Linked DNA regions of Mus musculus: region 1 is linked to region 2. A link is a loop called in an ENCODE intact Hi-C map of the cell type or tissue named here. Cell type or tissue: heart. All regions are shown on one strand.

Evidence for each region. Peaks named below come from ENCODE experiments on the same cell type or tissue, not always from the same donor. Only the 100,000 strongest peaks of a DNase experiment are listed, where the experiment ranks them.
Region 1: it touches region 2 in a loop (2.4-fold over the local background); 2 of 42 quality-filtered maps call a loop at or near these places.

What each region holds. Positions count from the first base shown.
Region 1 is chr12:76,398,322-76,406,321 of GRCm38, reverse strand. It overlaps Hspa2 (heat shock protein 2), which reads right to left and starts at 2,146. Exons shown (of 2, transcript NM_001002012.1): 1 at 2,033-2,146; 2 at 1-1,793. The coding sequence starts at 1,788. 4930426I24Rik (RIKEN cDNA 4930426I24 gene) reads left to right here and starts at 2,328. Exons shown (of 4, transcript NR_166810.1): 1 at 2,328-3,165; 2 at 3,427-3,527. In heart, CTCF peaks have their summits at 1,048 and 4,461 (motif pointing left); DNase peaks (open chromatin) are centred at 941, 1,271, 2,131, 3,071 and 1 weaker place; H3K4me3 peaks cover 3,441 bases; H3K27ac peaks cover 3,152 bases; H3K27me3 peaks cover 1,383 bases.
Region 2 is chr12:76,529,286-76,537,285 of GRCm38, reverse strand. Plekhg3 (pleckstrin homology domain containing, family G (with RhoGef domain) member 3) reads right to left here and starts at 3,726. Exons shown (of 19, transcript NM_153804.4): 1 at 3,468-3,726. Mir5135 (microRNA 5135) reads left to right here and starts at 4,074; the gene lies at 4,074-4,152. In heart, no CTCF peak of the experiment used is centred here; DNase peaks (open chromatin) are centred at 1,465, 2,255, 3,295, 3,785 and 2 weaker places; H3K4me3 peaks cover 4,208 bases; H3K27ac peaks cover 3,821 bases; H3K27me3 peaks cover 1,551 bases.

The DNA of each region.
Region 1 (8,000 bases), 130 kb after region 2:
TTCGTACTCATCTTTCTCTGCCATCTGGTTTCGGTCAAGCCAGTTGATCACCTCCTGACACTTGTCGAGGATCTTGTTTTTGTCCTGCTCGCTAATCTTGCCCCTCAGTTTCTCGTCTTCCACGGTCTGCTTGATGTTGTAGGTATAGGACTCCACCGCATTTTTGGCTGCCACGCGATCGCGATTTGCTTCATCTTCCGATTTGTACCGCTCCGCCTCCTGCACCATCCGGTCAATGTCGTCTTTGCTCAGCCGACCCTTGTCGTTGGTTATGGTGATTTTATTTTCTTTACCGGTGCTCTTGTCGGCAGCAGTGACGTTAAGGATGCCGTTGGCATCGATGTCAAAGGTGACCTCGATCTGGGGGACCCCACGGGGTGCTGGGGGGATCCCAGTCAGGTCGAACTTGCCCAAGAGGTTATTGTCCTTGGTCATGGCCCGTTCGCCCTCGTACACTTGCACCAGCACGCTGCTCTGGTTGTCTGAGTAGGTAGTGAAGGTCTGCGTCTGCTTGGTGGGGATCGTGGTGTTTCTCTTGATGAGTGGGGTCATGACACCGCCAGCTGTTTCGATGCCGAGCGACAATGGAGTCACGTCGAGTAACAGCAGATCCTGCACATTTTCCGACTTGTCGCCGATGAGGATAGCCGCCTGCACAGCGGCGCCGTAGGCCACCGCCTCGTCGGGATTAATGCTCTTGTTCAGCTCCTTGCCGTTGAAGAAATCTTGCAGGAGCTTCTGGATCTTAGGGATGCGGGTTGAGCCGCCCACCAGCACTATCTCCTGGATCTGGCCCTTGTCTAGCTTGGCATCGCGCAGCGCCTTTTCCACCGGCTCCAGGGTCCCTCGGAAGAGATCGGCGTTGAGCTCCTCGAAGCGGGCGCGGGTGATGGACGTGTAGAAATCCACGCCCTCGTAGAGCGAGTCGATCTCTATGCTGGCCTGCGTGGACGAGCTCAGGGTGCGCTTAGCGCGCTCGCAGGCGGTGCGCAGCCGGCGCACAGCGCGCTTGTTGGGCCCAATGTCCTTCTTGTGTTTGCGCTTGAACTCCTCCGCCAGGTGGCTGACCATACGGTTGTCGAAGTCTTCGCCACCCAGGTGGGTATCGCCGGCCGTGGACTTCACCTCAAAGATGCCATCCTCGATGGTCAGGATGGACACATCGAAGGTGCCCCCGCCCAGGTCAAAGATGAGCACGTTCTTCTCGCCGCCCGCACAGCCCTTCTTATCCAGGCCGTAGGCGATGGCCGCTGCTGTGGGCTCATTGATGATGCGCAACACGTTGAGGCCGGTGATGGTGCCCGCATCCTTGGTGGCCTGGCGCTGCGAGTCGTTGAAATAGGCAGGAACAGTGATGACTGCGCTCTGCACCTTGCCCCCCAGGTAGGCTTCGGCGATCTCCTTCATCTTAGTGAGGACCATGGAAGAAATCTCCTCAGGGAAGAAGGTCTTCATCTCCCCTTTATATTCCACCTGCACTTTGGGCTTCCCACCTTCGCTCACCACTCGGAACGGCCAGTGCTTCATATCGGACTGCACTGTGGCGTCCTCGAACTTCCGTCCGATCAGCCGCTTGGCGTCGAAGATGGTGTTTGTGGGGTTCATGGCCACTTGGTTCTTGGCGGCGTCGCCGATGAGACGCTCGGTGTCAGTGAAGGCCACGTAGCTGGGGGTGGTGCGGTTACCCTGGTCGTTGGCGATGATCTCCACCTTGCCATGTTGGAATACCCCCACGCACGAGTAAGTGGTGCCCAGGTCGATGCCGATAGCCGGGCCGCGGGCAGACATCCTGACTGAAAAAACAGGCAAAGCAACGTTAGGACGAAAGCGTCAGGAGAGGCAAGCGCAAGCCGGGACCTGAGCCAACGGTCGCTTCTCACAACTCTCCACGAGCGCGACTAGCGTCTCCCGGAGACCTCTACGGGGCTTCTGGTTCTTATAGTCCCCTCCTCCCTGCCTGCTGGAAACTCTCAGAGCCAATCGGTCCCCGGGCCCGCCCGCTCCAACCCGTCCGGCGCTCCCACAGGCTTGCCTGGTCGGAGTGACCAGCCGGTGGTCCAACTGATATCTAGTTGGGTGAGGCGCTTGACGCCAGCCTTGGGCAGGGAGACCAAGGGGCGGCCGTTATGCAAATGAAGCCCCGCCCAGTGCCTCCAGCCGCTTTGGGGGCGTTAAGCTCGCGCCAGGGGAGCCAGTGTGAAAGCCCCCTTTCCCGTTCTCTTTGCCTTTTCTAAAGCGTGATTCGCTAACATCTTTCAGATTGGCGGGGCAGATGCCCAATGAGCAGCGCAGAATCCGAAGCGTGTGGCAGGGAGGCGCGGGGCGGGGCGCGCGGAGGCAGCACGGAAGGGGCGCTGGCCTCCGAAAGGGTTTCTGTACCGTTCGGTGTCGGGTGCCGCCACTGACTCGGCTCCCGGGGCCCGAATTCCTTCTAGGGCGGTTGCATCGAATACAGAACGGCTGGGATCGGTTCTCGCCTTCCCTGCCCCTGCTGTTCCTGTAGCGGGGACTGGGGCTGGGTGAGGGGCGGTTCCAGGGCGGGGACTGCGAAGTTGGGCGGGTACGAGTCAGTACCCCTCCCCCTTCCCAGCGCGTCTCAGAAAGTGCGCGACCGGGGAAGGATGCGGGGTGCTTACCCGGGAGGCGGGTGGCTTCCCGCGCAGCGCGAGCGGCTACGGCTCGCGAGCCGCCTCCGCCCAACTTTCTCCCTCGGCTTTCCTAGTTTATTTTCTTTCAGGCGCCCTAATGGGCGGTTTTGACTTCTTGGTGGCACTGCGTAATAAGCCAGTGTCACCCCTCTGACTCCCGTCCCCGCACGCGTGATCTTGTTAAGGAATTAGTCCTTTTGCGCGGAGTTCGGTTGAATGAGAAGAATAGGTTGGCAGCACAGACTTGTGAGAGGAAGTAGATGAAAAAGAGTCTTTGGCACTTGTTTAGCCGGAATCTGAGAATAATTTTGGAAAGTATTCTCTGGAACAAGGGGGTGGGCAGAAGCTGGCTCCTGTAAAAGGACTCCCTACAGGAAAACGGAGACCTGTAATGTAGAACGACCGCCTCGCCTTACGGATGGGAAGCTGAGGACAGTCGTCGCTGTAAAACTTTGACAGGTGCCCAATATGAGATGAAAAGAACAAGGGAAACGGGCCTAAGTCGTGTGATAAGGGGGTAAGCCAGTCCGGTGACAACAGAGGGCAGGGAGGGGCACACAGAGCCTGAGGGGAAAACATCAAAGCATCCCTGAGGAGGTGACATGCCTAACTCCTGCAAAGGAGAGTAAGAAAAGCATTCTTTATCGAGGTTGAGGTGGTGGAATGTGGGCGACGAGGAGGGCAGAAGAGTTCAGAATTGAAGATTAGAATCTGGATATGTTAAGCAACTTTTTGTGCTTTGGGGTGTTTGTTAGTTTGTTTGTTTTTGTCTTCGAAGCTCCAGGAAAGAAGCACCCCTCTGAAACTGGCCAGTAAGTCGTGTGAGACAGTGATGGAGAAGACAGTATGAGAAACATGAAAGTTTTCGTTGTCTAAAAGGTAATGTTGACAGAATTCAATAAAAAACTTTAAAAGAGCTTTTGATTAAAAAAAAAATTATCTGTGTGTGTGTATGCAATGTGGTGCAGAGGCCAGAATTAGAGACCCTAGAGCTAGAGTGACATTTGGTCCTGAGCCACCTGACACAGATGCTGGGAACTGAACCCAGGTCCTTTGGTGAAGCAGTAAGTGTGCTTACCCTCGGAGCCATCTCTCCAGCTCAGAGTTCTACAAAACTTAATCGGGAAAGTTTTAAAGATTCTTTCTATTCCTATATGTAATTTACAGTTTCAAAACCACGTTTGCCATTGGCAACTGCAGTTCTCTATTTTCCATGAAAGAAACTGAAGAAAAACTTGAAATAGGAAAGGATTAAAGAAAATATCAGACCATATGTGATAGTCTGTGCTTATATACCCAGCTCTGGGGAAATTCAGCGAAGAGGAAGAGAGGGGATGGAGCTGAAGGGATGGCTCAGCTAGGAAGGGGACTAACTACTCTTGCAGGGTCCTGGGTTCTGTTCCCAACATGCATATGGCGGTTCACAACCACCATTAACTCCAGTTCTAGGGAATGTCACCACTCTCTGACGTCCTTGGGCTTTTGTATTCAAGTGCACATAAACTCATAAAGGCACGCACATACATACATACATACATAAGTAAAAAAATAAATAAACCTCAGGCAAGCAGATGGTACACATCCATGTAGACAAAACACCTTTATTATATTATTGTTATTATTATAATATTTTTAAATGAATCTTTAAATATGGAAGGTAGCGGGCTGGAGAGATGTCTCAGCAGTTAAGAAGCTAGCAGCTTGCTCTTATAGAGGGCCTGGGTTCAGTTCTCAGCATCCTAAGATGAGGACTAACAAACATTTGTACCTCCAGTTCAATAGGATCCAACGCCCTCTTCTGGCCTCCAAGGGCACTGCACATGACTCAGGCACTCTCCTTACAATTTAAACAAAACAAGACTGAGAGCTGCCAGGCCCAAAACCGGTTCATACAGAGACCCTTAGAGCTTCATTTCTGAAGTAACTATGTCCTATTGATGAAGCCATTGCAGACAAAACTTGTAATCTTCCACCACATGCATCTTTAACAGTTCACTGAGATGACAGCAGCAGCTATACCTGTGTTTTTAGCTGCATTTTTCTGCTTGCACTTTTCACCTGGTAAAATTACATTTTCACGCTGTACACGGTATCTTGAGCCTTCCCCCAAAAGATACAGTAATAGCACCTTTATGTGACACTTCTTCAGTCACAGAATGTTAGCACATACTGATCTTATATTGACATCTTTTACATTTCCTGTGTTTATGTATAATTATGTTTTAAAACAGGCTTTTTTTTTCTTCTTTTAGATAATTCAGAATTCATTTTAAAAGTTCGGGTGGGTGTGGTGGCATGTTCCTAATCTCAGGACCAGGAGGCAGGAAGATTACTGCATACTGAGTCCAGGTCAGAATGAGCTATAGATTGAAACAGGAAACCCAAAGTAAATTAAAAGTTAAAATCACAGTCCATTATACATTGTTAAATCCGCACTTTTTTTTTAAAACCAGATAATATTGTGTTATCAGTGGTGTAGCAAAAGAGGCAAACCCTTCCGAGACTGCCCATTACTGCAGTATTCCTGGATGATCATGGGGCAGTGTTTTTGTTTTTGCCTTGAAGAGGCCATTCCCTTTATCTGATGCTAACTTGTGTGGGGTTCTTCCTAAGGAGATAATAGAAAAAGCCTGTGCTATCATTTATGGTGGTAACAGTAAATTGGAAATGGCTTAAATATCTAACACAAAAAGCAGTTACATATATGCCATGGTGAATTGTGTGTCTGTATATGTGTGTGTATATATATATACATATATATATACACACATGTTGTGTGTGTACATATATATACACATATATACATCGTGTATATATGTGTGTAAATATATATATTTACAGTATTTTGTGCATATATTTAATATGTGCGTATATATATTTACAGGATTTTTTTTCTTTCCTTTTAGCACTGGCTGTCTCAGAACTCACTATATAGAGCAGGCTGGCCTTGAATTCACAGAGATCTGTCTGCCTCTGTCTCTCAAGTGCTAGGATTAAAGGCATGTACTACCATGCCCAGCTAGTCACAAGATTTTTTTTTTTAAGATTTATTTATTTACTATATGTAAGTACACTGTAGCTGTCTTCAGAACCCCAGAAGAGGGCATCAGATCTCATTAGGGATGGTTGTGAGCCACCATGTGGTTGCTGGGATTTGAACTCAGGACCTTCAGAAGAGCGGTCAGTGTTCTTAACCGCTGAGCCATCTCTCCAGCCCAAGATTTTTAAAACTAATGCTACAGTAGCATTAATATTTGGGAACATTTATCATCATATCTCTTATTTATTTATTTATTTTATTTATTTTTGGTTTTTTGAGACAGGGTTTCTCTGTGTAGCCTTGGCTGTCCTGGAATTCACTCTGTAGACCAGGTGAGTTCGAACTCAGAAATCCACCTACCTCTGCCTCCTTAGTGCTGGGATTAAAGGCGTGCGCCACCACTGCCCGGCTTTTTCTTGTTTTTTTGGATTTTTTTTTTTCCAGAGCTGAGGACCGAACCCAGGGCCTTGCGCTTACTAGGCAAGTGCTCTACCACTGAGCTAAAGCCCCAACCCCTCTTATTTTTTTAAGATTTGTTTTATATATGTGTCTGTGCCCCTGTATGGTATGTATGTGTCTACAGAGTCCAAAGAGGGACTTGGATCACCTGAAGCTGGGGTTACAGGTAGTCGTGAGCTGGTGGAGGTGGATGCAGGACACTGAACTCAGAGCCTCTGGAAAGGGAAAGTCGGCAAGTGTTCTTAATTGCTGAGCCATCTCTCCAGCCCTGAGTACAAGATTTTGATAACACAGGAAATTGCCCTTGATATAATTAAGTGGAAATGAAGATACTCAACTTCTGTATGCTTTTTTTTATTATTATTTGCCAACATACATGCACCTGAATGCATGCCCATGCACTCACACAGTTAGAAGACTGTAAACGTAAACCGTCTTCCCCACCACTCTCCGCCCACTCCTTTAGGACAGGTTGTCTTGCTGAGCCTGATGCTTTTGGTTGTGTATGCTGGAAGCCAGCAAGGCCCAGCAATCGTCCTTTCCTACTGCACACACTTGGAGCTGGAGTTACGGATGTGGGGGGTGCAGCCATCCTGTTATATGTGCGCTGGGATCTTGCTTTATTTATTTATTTTATTTTATTTTATTTTGAGACAGGTTTTTTGTTTGTTTGTTTGTTTGTTTTTTCTGATAGCCCTGGCTGTCCTGGAACTAGTTTTGTAGACCAGGTTGGCCTCAAACTTAGAGATCTGCTCTCCTCTGCCTCCCAAGTGCTGGGATTAAAGACGTGCACCGTCACAGTCCAGCAAACTCTGATACTGTTGATTATGCAGCAACTGTTCTTAAACAATGAACTATTTTGCCATCTCCAACTTTTGTATCTTATTCTATTAGTAGAATAATTCTATGTATATGACAACTATAGCAGAGTTTAGATAGCAGGATTATTAGTAATTGTATTTTTATTATATTTTCATAATTGATTTTTTTTTGAGACAGGGTCTTATGTAGCCCAGGCTAACCTCAAACTCACCATGTGGCTGAAGATGACCTCAAACTCCTGATTCTCTTGCCTTACCCTTCCAGGTGCTAAGATGATAAGCATGAGCCAACATGCCCAGTTGATTCATATAAGGATTGAACACAGGGCTTCGTGCATATTAGACAAGCTCTCTGTCAACTGAGCTACCCTCCCCCAGCCCCTACAATTGAGTTTTAAAATAGCATCTAACATTTGACTGAAACAAAATTCATCAGTCTCATTAGTTACACATAACCAGTGCTGATTCCCAACAGGTAAAACTTCTCGTTATCAGATCATACATGGACTGTTTTCAAAGTATTTTCTAATCCAAAGACTAAATGTCCACAGATGTGTCAAAGAATCAAGAGCTTTAACATACTGTAAACACTCTTCAATCAATCCCTAGTCCCCAGAAGAGTTTCTGGAATGCAGTAGGAATGCCTCGCCTGGTGGCTTTTGATTTTTGGCATGGCGTTGGTGATTGAACCCAAGATTTCATGTACACAAAGCCTGCAAATGCCCCTCCCTCATCTCTAGGCTATATTCCCAGCCCACTCACTGTTTATCACACATTACCCAAAGCACACTATTGCAATCTGAAAACAATTTCACCTTTCCCCTGGGTAAGAAAAAAAATCCTCTCACACATTTCTGTATTAAATGACATTGCAGAGGCAAACAATTGAGACAGGGTCCTATCTGAAAACACCTGTGCTGGAGACCTTGAGCTAATGTGAGACCTGAGGTGATGTGTGCGGTAGTGGACCAGTGCTCGTTGGTAGAAGAGCACAGGGCTGAATTCTCCTGGACCTTCTAATCCCACCCAAGC
Region 2 (8,000 bases):
GCATGGTAGAAGGACCCCCACAAGTTCACCTCCACATTTTTAATTCATTCTGGTCCCTGGTGGATGAGCCTTTATTTAAAGTCTTTGCAGTATACCTCGGAACCTCTGTCAGACTCTCCCTGATCAGCTTGCTCACTGTGTACCCTCTCCCCTTGTACCCTCTCCCCTCGCTCCCTCAGTCCTTAATCTCAATATGTCCTCCACCTAGTAAACCAAATTCACTCGGAGGATGAAGGTGAAGAGGGGTGGACAGCTTCAGAACAGTGAGGCCAAGCAAAGAGGCTAGACACAGGTGTGATTCACCAACTGACTGGAAGCAGGGGAATTCCAAAGCCAGGCAGGCCAGGGCTGCCCTAGGTCACCCTGTCTATCTGAGGGACAGTGGCCAGCACACATCTGGGAGTCCTGAATCCTCAACCAGCTACAATCCAGGGTAGCATGGAGAGGCTCACTCACTACCAGACAGACAGAAGCCTTCTAGCGGCCCTCCTTTTGAATTCCCTGCTCCTTCCCAATACTTCAAAAATGCCTCTCACCCAGAGTCCTGGCTAGCACTTGGCAGGACATATCTATCCCCTGCCGCCTCTGGAGAAAGAATTCACTGTGGCGCGCAGCTCTGTGGGGCTTGGTAAGCGCTGTAGATGCTCTATCTCTTTGTTCACTCTCACAAGGCCACACCACATGCAGTAGGCCCGGATGACTAGCTCCACTCTTCCAGGTAAGAAATAGACATGAAGGAGTCAACAAATGGCTGCAGGGCTAGGAAGTTGTCAAGTCGAGATTTAAACCTAGGGCTGTGCAACTCCAAACCCTGCTCCTAAAATCACATCAGAATGCTGACCTGGGTCTCAAGGGATCCAGAGCTCAAAGAAAATATCTCATGATCAACACCAAAGTCCCTTCCTTAGGGGACAGCTGTCACCTCCTCCCGTCCTCAACCATTCATATTGACCTTCTCTGGCATGCCTTCCTGATAACTTTAAACTCGCTTTCAATGACCTGTCTTGTTTTCCGTCCACTTCCCCCAGTAGAATTCCACTCTGCCAGGTCAACAATTGCTAAAAAAAAAAAAAAAAACTATATTTCAGTCACTGCCGTGTTCCCTGGTGCCCTGTATTCATACATAGACGCTGCTAGATAAAAATGGATGAATAAATAAAATAGATCTAAGATGCATGGATGTAGGAAGGAGGAGGGAAAGAGGACAACAGAGATGGTATGTACCCGGCAGTACTGGAGGCCTCGGGATGAGCCTCCCGGGTCTGTCGGACCTGGGGGCTCCAGAAGAGCTTTCCTTCAGTCTGTAGTAATGCCAAGCCCTGTCCTGGGGAAGGAGGGTAATGAGTAGGGAGGGCTTCTGTACTTTAACAAAGGCCTCTGGACATGCAGCTGGCCAGAGAGGCGGGACAGAGCAGTGGCCTGGGCCGGAGAACAGCCCGGGATGGCTGGACTGAAGTCAGCCCTCAGTGCAGCTGCAAAGACAACACCTCCCATCACCATGGTCCTCCCCACCCACAACACAACAGAGAGCAGCTTCACAGTTAACCCTCCAGGGCAAGTCACGGCTTGTGGCACCCTCCAGTCTCAGGACCAGAACCTGTACAGGGTGGTGAGTGGGGTGGGAATAGCAAGCCCTACATCTGGGACCAGCACCTTCCTCCCTTCCCTCCGGGTCTGGCCATCGCTCAGGCCGTGGCCTTTGGCCTGTTCTAAGCATAAACACGGTGACCCTGAGATAGCAGCGGGTTTGGTAAAGTCAATATTTACTCTGGGACTATGATATTACAAGCCAGAGAGAGTGTAAACTGCCACAATTGGCTCCTGGTGTCCACCATCTCCTGTGTCACACATGGGGTATAACCAGCAAACATGTAAGGGCTCCTTGTAGCCACTACACAGCTATTTTTTTTTTTTGATAGGAGTTTATGGACTACTTCTCATACACCCTTCTCCCCTTTATTGTTACCACATCCCCTATAAAGAAAAAAGGCTGCTCTGTATGGAAACTGAGTCAGAAAAGATAAGTGAGTGAGGAGAGGGTGAGATCTGGCTTCAGGCCAATCATGTAAGAAAAAAAGCCTCAGACCCGATCAGTCTCTGATGTGACGCAATACAGCCAGCATTAAACCTCTAGCAAAAATCCTGTCGGACTCTCAGCCCAGTGGTCTTCCCACTCTCCTAGTCGGGCCACCTCTGATAAAAAGTCAATAGAAAAGCCCCAAGGCCACTCTAAAACAGACTACCACCCTTATCAGCCCAGACTAAGTGAAGGGGTGAAAGCGGATTTCCAGCACCAGCGGGAAAGTCCAGAGAGTGCGGCCAGCAGAGGCAAGCAGGCATTTAGTAGTCTGTCTACATGAGAGATGGGGTCTGTGAGCCATCCAGTGAGCCCAGAACCATAAGGAATAACAGCAGCGCCACAGTTGGCTTTCTGGTATTTAGTCCCTAGGTTTTATGCTGAGCATCTATAACACAAGATTCCAGTTTAGCAGAGGGACTGGGGAAGGCCAGGCACAGCAGGGAACATCGCCTCTCCCTCTCAGGCTGTCATTTTACTCCACACTAATTATTTCTGAAGGGTTCATTGTGACTGGAATGCACTCTTGAACAAGCACAGTTTGGAAGACTGGGAACCCTAAGACTAGGGTTCTCTGTAAGGTGCTCTAGTACTGATCGGTTGCTGGGAGGGTTAACAATCTTAACAGCCCTTAATCTACCAAGAGTTTAGCGACTCTAGACGATATACTCTCACCCAACTTTTAGCACCACCTCGCAGCGCCGCTTTCTCCACCCTCCAACCATCATGCGGCTTGTTCCGGTTTTTTTTTCCCCCCTTTGTTTTCAAAAGTAGCCGCAGAATAAATCGTTACCACCAAAGGAGCATCTTGAACGACTGAAGCTTGAAGCTTCCCAAATCAAAGGTCTGAGAGAAGGGTGTGAATAACCAAACCAGTTGAAGGGAGTGAAGGAGAGGCTGTTAGGGGCAGCATCAAGGGGCTCTAGATTTGCAGCTCCTGGACACTTGGCTTCTGACACCCACTCTAATCCTCCTGGACATGCAGCTGAGATTCCCAGAAGCACGGTGTGGCACCAACCCAGAACAGACTGAGTGCCTGCGCACTCCTGGGCTGGCGGGACCAGAGGCGAGTCCTTCTAGAAGAGCCCACAGTCTCAGGCAAGCACTAGCCCACGGGCGTCAGGGCACACAAGGAAGGGGTGGCGGGAATGTCGAGAGCTGCCCGGATTTCAAACTCTGCAAAGCCTATGCTGCTTTGGTTTCCGGGGTGGGGATAAAAAGTGACTCCCCTTACGACCTTCCCGCGACCCAACCTCCTCCGAGTGTGTCCGAGGCAGCTCGGGGCCAGGTCCTCATCCCACAGAGGGCTAGCCTGGGGTCTCCGCAGAGCGCTGCCACTCAGCCAATCGAGCATGGGCAAAGAGAGAAAGGCAAACCTAGGGACACTCACCAAGCGGTGGCCGCCCCGCCGGCTCGCGACGCGCCAGGCGCGCGGGGCTGCCCAGGTGGCGCCGCGAAGCGGGCTCGAGTTTGAAAGTCGCTCTCGGAAGCGGCAGAGGCCGCCGGCCGCTCCCGCCCACGGCTGGCCGCCCCGCGGTCCCAGCCTCTGCTCGCTGCGAGCACCAGACGCCGGGGGACCCCCGAAATGCGCACGGTTCCCCAGCACCGGGCAGGAAGTTGCGGCCGGAGTCCAGGCTGCGGCGGGAGGGAGGGAGGGAGAGAGAGAGGGAGAGGGAGGGAGCCAGGGAGGGGCGGACCAGGAATGTTTCCAGTGGGTGGAGACTGCGCTCGCGGCTGCGATCCAGCAATTGGCGGCTCTGGGGGGCCCGGGGGAACCTTCGCGGCGGTGCGAGCGAGCTGTGGCTCCCGCTGTAGACAGCGGCCGCCGTGGCTAATGATTAACGCGCGTGGCCCGCCGTGTGGGTCCCGCTGGCCGCCTCCCCTTGCCACCTGGAACTCTGGGATCCCAAGGCGCACGTGGTGGGGTTACTCTAGTGCCACCGCCCTGATATCACGCCGAGAGGGCAACGAAAGCCTCCAGACCAGGTTCCGACCAGAGAGGACTCGGAGCCCAGCCACCTAGACTTTCCCAGGAGAAGCGCAGGTCTAGGTGGCAAGGGCGTCCTGGTCCTACTGGAGCAGGTCACCACGACCGCTGAGTCAGAAAGGCACGTCTCGAATTCCTCGCCGAAACTAGGTTTCGGTGGCTCTTTACAGTTGTAAAATCTTACCTTCTGAGGAGAAAGAGATAAGAAGCGCATAACTTGGGGCGGGGCGGGGCGCGGCGCTCAGTGGGACTGTTAATGAGAAAAACTGATCGAGGAACCTGAATGTCAGTGGACCCCATTTTGAGTGCGATCTATCAACAAAAGGCATGTACCGGGAAATTAGGGGATGGGAAAATTGGGGGATGATTAGCACAAGCACATAGAATACAAACCAGTTAGATTTTGAGCAAGAACATAAATCTTTTGTGTGGTTTTTGTTTTTGAAGCAGGATTTCAATTATCTGAGACTGGCAGAGGGTAATCTTGAGAGTAATGGTTCTCCACCCTCTATCTCCGGAGTGCTGGGATTACTGGTGTGCACCACCACGCCCTAATTATTGTTTTTATTTTATTTTTTGATTTGAAACAGGCCCACACTTTGTAGCCCAAGCTAGCCCAGAACTCTTGAGTGATCCCCCAGAGTGCTAGAATTATAGGTGTGCGCTACTACACCTCACTAAGAATAAATCTTTCATTGGTAAAGATCTTAGGGGAGGTAGCATTAGATGCTGTCCCCAGTACGCACCATGAAGAGGGGTAGGAGATGGGAGCCCAGTGTGAGATCACAGAAGAAGTAGGACTCCTGCGTTAAACGATGGCACCAGGTTCTTGGAACAGGAATGGAGAATCGACCCCAGTAACTCAGCATTTAGACCGCCAAGTGTAGACAAGTGAAAATCCTAAATAGCTTATAAAATCCCCTCCTCCACCACTGCCCTCAAAAAAAAAAAAAAAAAAAGCTGCCCCAGGGAAAAGCAAGCACCTAGTGATTTACGGGGAGGGGCGGGGCAGAGAGAGAGGAAATGGCTTTCAGGTGACTTTGAAACGGGATCCCTGGGAAGAGTAAAGATTAAAGTAGTCCTTGCTCCTGACTGCGGGAGGGCCAGAAAGTAAGGCTCACGTTACTTAGTCCACAGGTTAGGCTTGAAGAGCGGCAGACTAGAGGACAGCACTGGTGAGAAACAAGATTACCCGGGAACGGGGGAGAGAGATAAAACTACGGGGTGGGATGGGAAAGGGAGAAGCCCCACTCCTTCCCACCTCGAACTTTCTGGGTTTCTGGTTTCTTCTCTAATCTGTTAAATCTTACCAGTCCTTTCCTACTAATCTTAAACTCCCAACTTCCAAAGACGTCCCCCAGCCCCAATCCAGAGATTTAAAACTTTTGAATGTATGACTGGCTCCTTAGCTAGAAAAGAAAAATAAAATGTTGATGATAGTAATGGTTAGGGAATGGTGCTACCAAGTGCACTGCACTTTATAATCACTAAGGCAGGAATACACTTACTCCCATTTTGCAGGAAGAATACTGAGGCTCTAAGGATGGAGCAGTCTGGCCAAGATCAATTGCATCAAGGGGCGTAGTCTGAGGGGGCGACACTGGAGTGCTTACTGTGTTAACCTTTGAGCATTTTACAAGAACAATTGCGGTTACAGGAGAAACTGAGGCTTGGTCATACTGCTAGTGGGTGGTAGAGCTGGGAGTTTCTACCCACAGGGAAAACTGCATTTAGCCAGCCAGCTCTTTCTCCACTTCCTTCTAGACACTTGTTAGTCCATTCTGAACTTGATTCTAAAGCCTCGAGTTGTTTCTAATTGCTTTAATTTATATGCCCATTTCCTGAAAAGATTGTAATCTTACTATGCAGAACTTGTAAGAAGCATTCAATAAGGCCATGCTGGAGCCAGATGAAACAAGCAAGATTTTATAAAAAATCAGTTTCCTACCTCCAAGCCTCCAAGAGTCAGTGTCAGGACCAGGGTCTCAAGCCGAGCCGCAGCCCCCTTCTCAGCGTTGAGCCTTTCTGCCTTCCCACCAGCTCTTGCTTCAGCGAGCGGCCTCGCCCTGCTATTAAATCATTTATTATTATAATAACACCTTGAGTCTCAGTAATGCCTTTAATCTGAGGTCTCAGGGTGTCTAACAAATACAAATTAATTCATCATCTCAGCCCCTCCACTTGGAAGGGAGAATGGAGGTGTTCTCCCTAGTTTATGGATGAGAAAACCAAACAACCAGAGTCAAGATGACTCACAGGGAACCAATGCAGTTTCTCATCCCTTGCCTCTGACCGCCTGCTACCAAGCCTCGCATGAAAGCTTCAAATCCCAGACGCCAAGGCCATTGAGTTTTCACAATTGTCATTTCTGCTGCTCCACTGTGAACATCAGGAAAGGGAGGGATGTAAACACAGGCAAGAGATCCCCTGGGGCTGTGATCCCGGGCTGTGAGGAGGGGCCATGGCTTGCTGCTGCTGACAGAACTTCATCCCCAAACATGGAAGAAATCCTTCTCAAAGGTGACCCTACTACACTCAGAAATCTGTGCTTTCAGGGTTGCAAGTTGCGTTTTAGCAGAGCCTAGCGTGGACAGGGCTCTGAGTTTGAAGCCCAGCACCACAGAAAACAAGAAAAAGTGTGTCACATACAACAAAAGGGGGGAAAAAGATGATAAACTTCACAGTATCAAACTTTTCTGTATTAGAAGAGTGAAGGTCTAGGGGTTGCAAGCCCGGTGGCAGATTGCTTCAGTTACATGTATGAGGTTCTGTGACTAGGACTGAAAATAAAATTGCCAGGCATTTGATCCTGGCTTTCAGGGCCACATAGAGACTCCAGCCTGGAATATAGAGTGAGACTTTGTCTTAAAAAAAAAGAAAGAGGCCAGGCATGGTGATGTATACATACATTTAATGCCAGCACTTGGGAGGCAGAAGCAGGCTGATCTCTTAAGGTCAAGGCCAGCCTGGTCTACATAGTGAGTTCTAGGACAGCCAGGACTGCATAGTAAGACCCTGGGGGGCTGGAGGTGGGGAAGATGGGGGGCGGGGGAAGAATGGGAGAAATGTAACACACACACACACACACACAACCCTACCATTCAATAAAAAGACAACCTATTTTTAAATGTGTAAAGGGTCTGAATAGACATCTCTCCAAAAAGCTATATAAATGGGCACCAAACACAAACCCACAACTTTATCAGAGGATATGCAAAGAAAAACCAACAGTGAAGGCTGCTGCATATGACAGTGTTCCTAAGGACTGGGAGAAACTACAACCCTCTCTCTCACACAGCTGCTGTCCCTGCTTTGCAGAACAGTCTGGCCGTTCTTCAAAGATTAAACATAGATTCGCTTTATGACCCACAATTCCAGTCCCAGGAATGTACCTAGGAGACATGAGAACACCTGTCCACACACAACTGTGAACATAAATGCTCAAACAGCATTATTTGTAGCAGACCCACAATAGAAACTCAAATAGCCATCGACTGCTGGTGGTAAAGAGAAGGTCACGTGGAATACAGTAGAATGACGTCCCGAATCACAGGTGAGCTTGAAAGCATATTGCCGAGAAATCAGTCACAAAGAACCAAATATTGTATAAACTGCACAGAATCGGGTTGGAGGAATGAGGAATTGCTGCTAACAAGTTCAGGACTCTGAAATACTGTGACAATTGCACTAGTTATTCTTAACTGCTGAGTTGGGGTTTTGTGTTGGAAATTATACCCATGCTAAACATGGGTTCTCGCACTGAGTTACACAATAGCCAGAATTGTACATTTTAACTACAATTTAAACAGATGGGTCAGGCTGGGTTTTGGGAGCGTGGGGGAAGGGAGTGTTCTGTTCTTACTGTCGTTTGTTTGTGCTAGGACTTGAACTCATAGACTCATGCACGCTAGGCAAGTGTTCTTCTACTGAGCTACA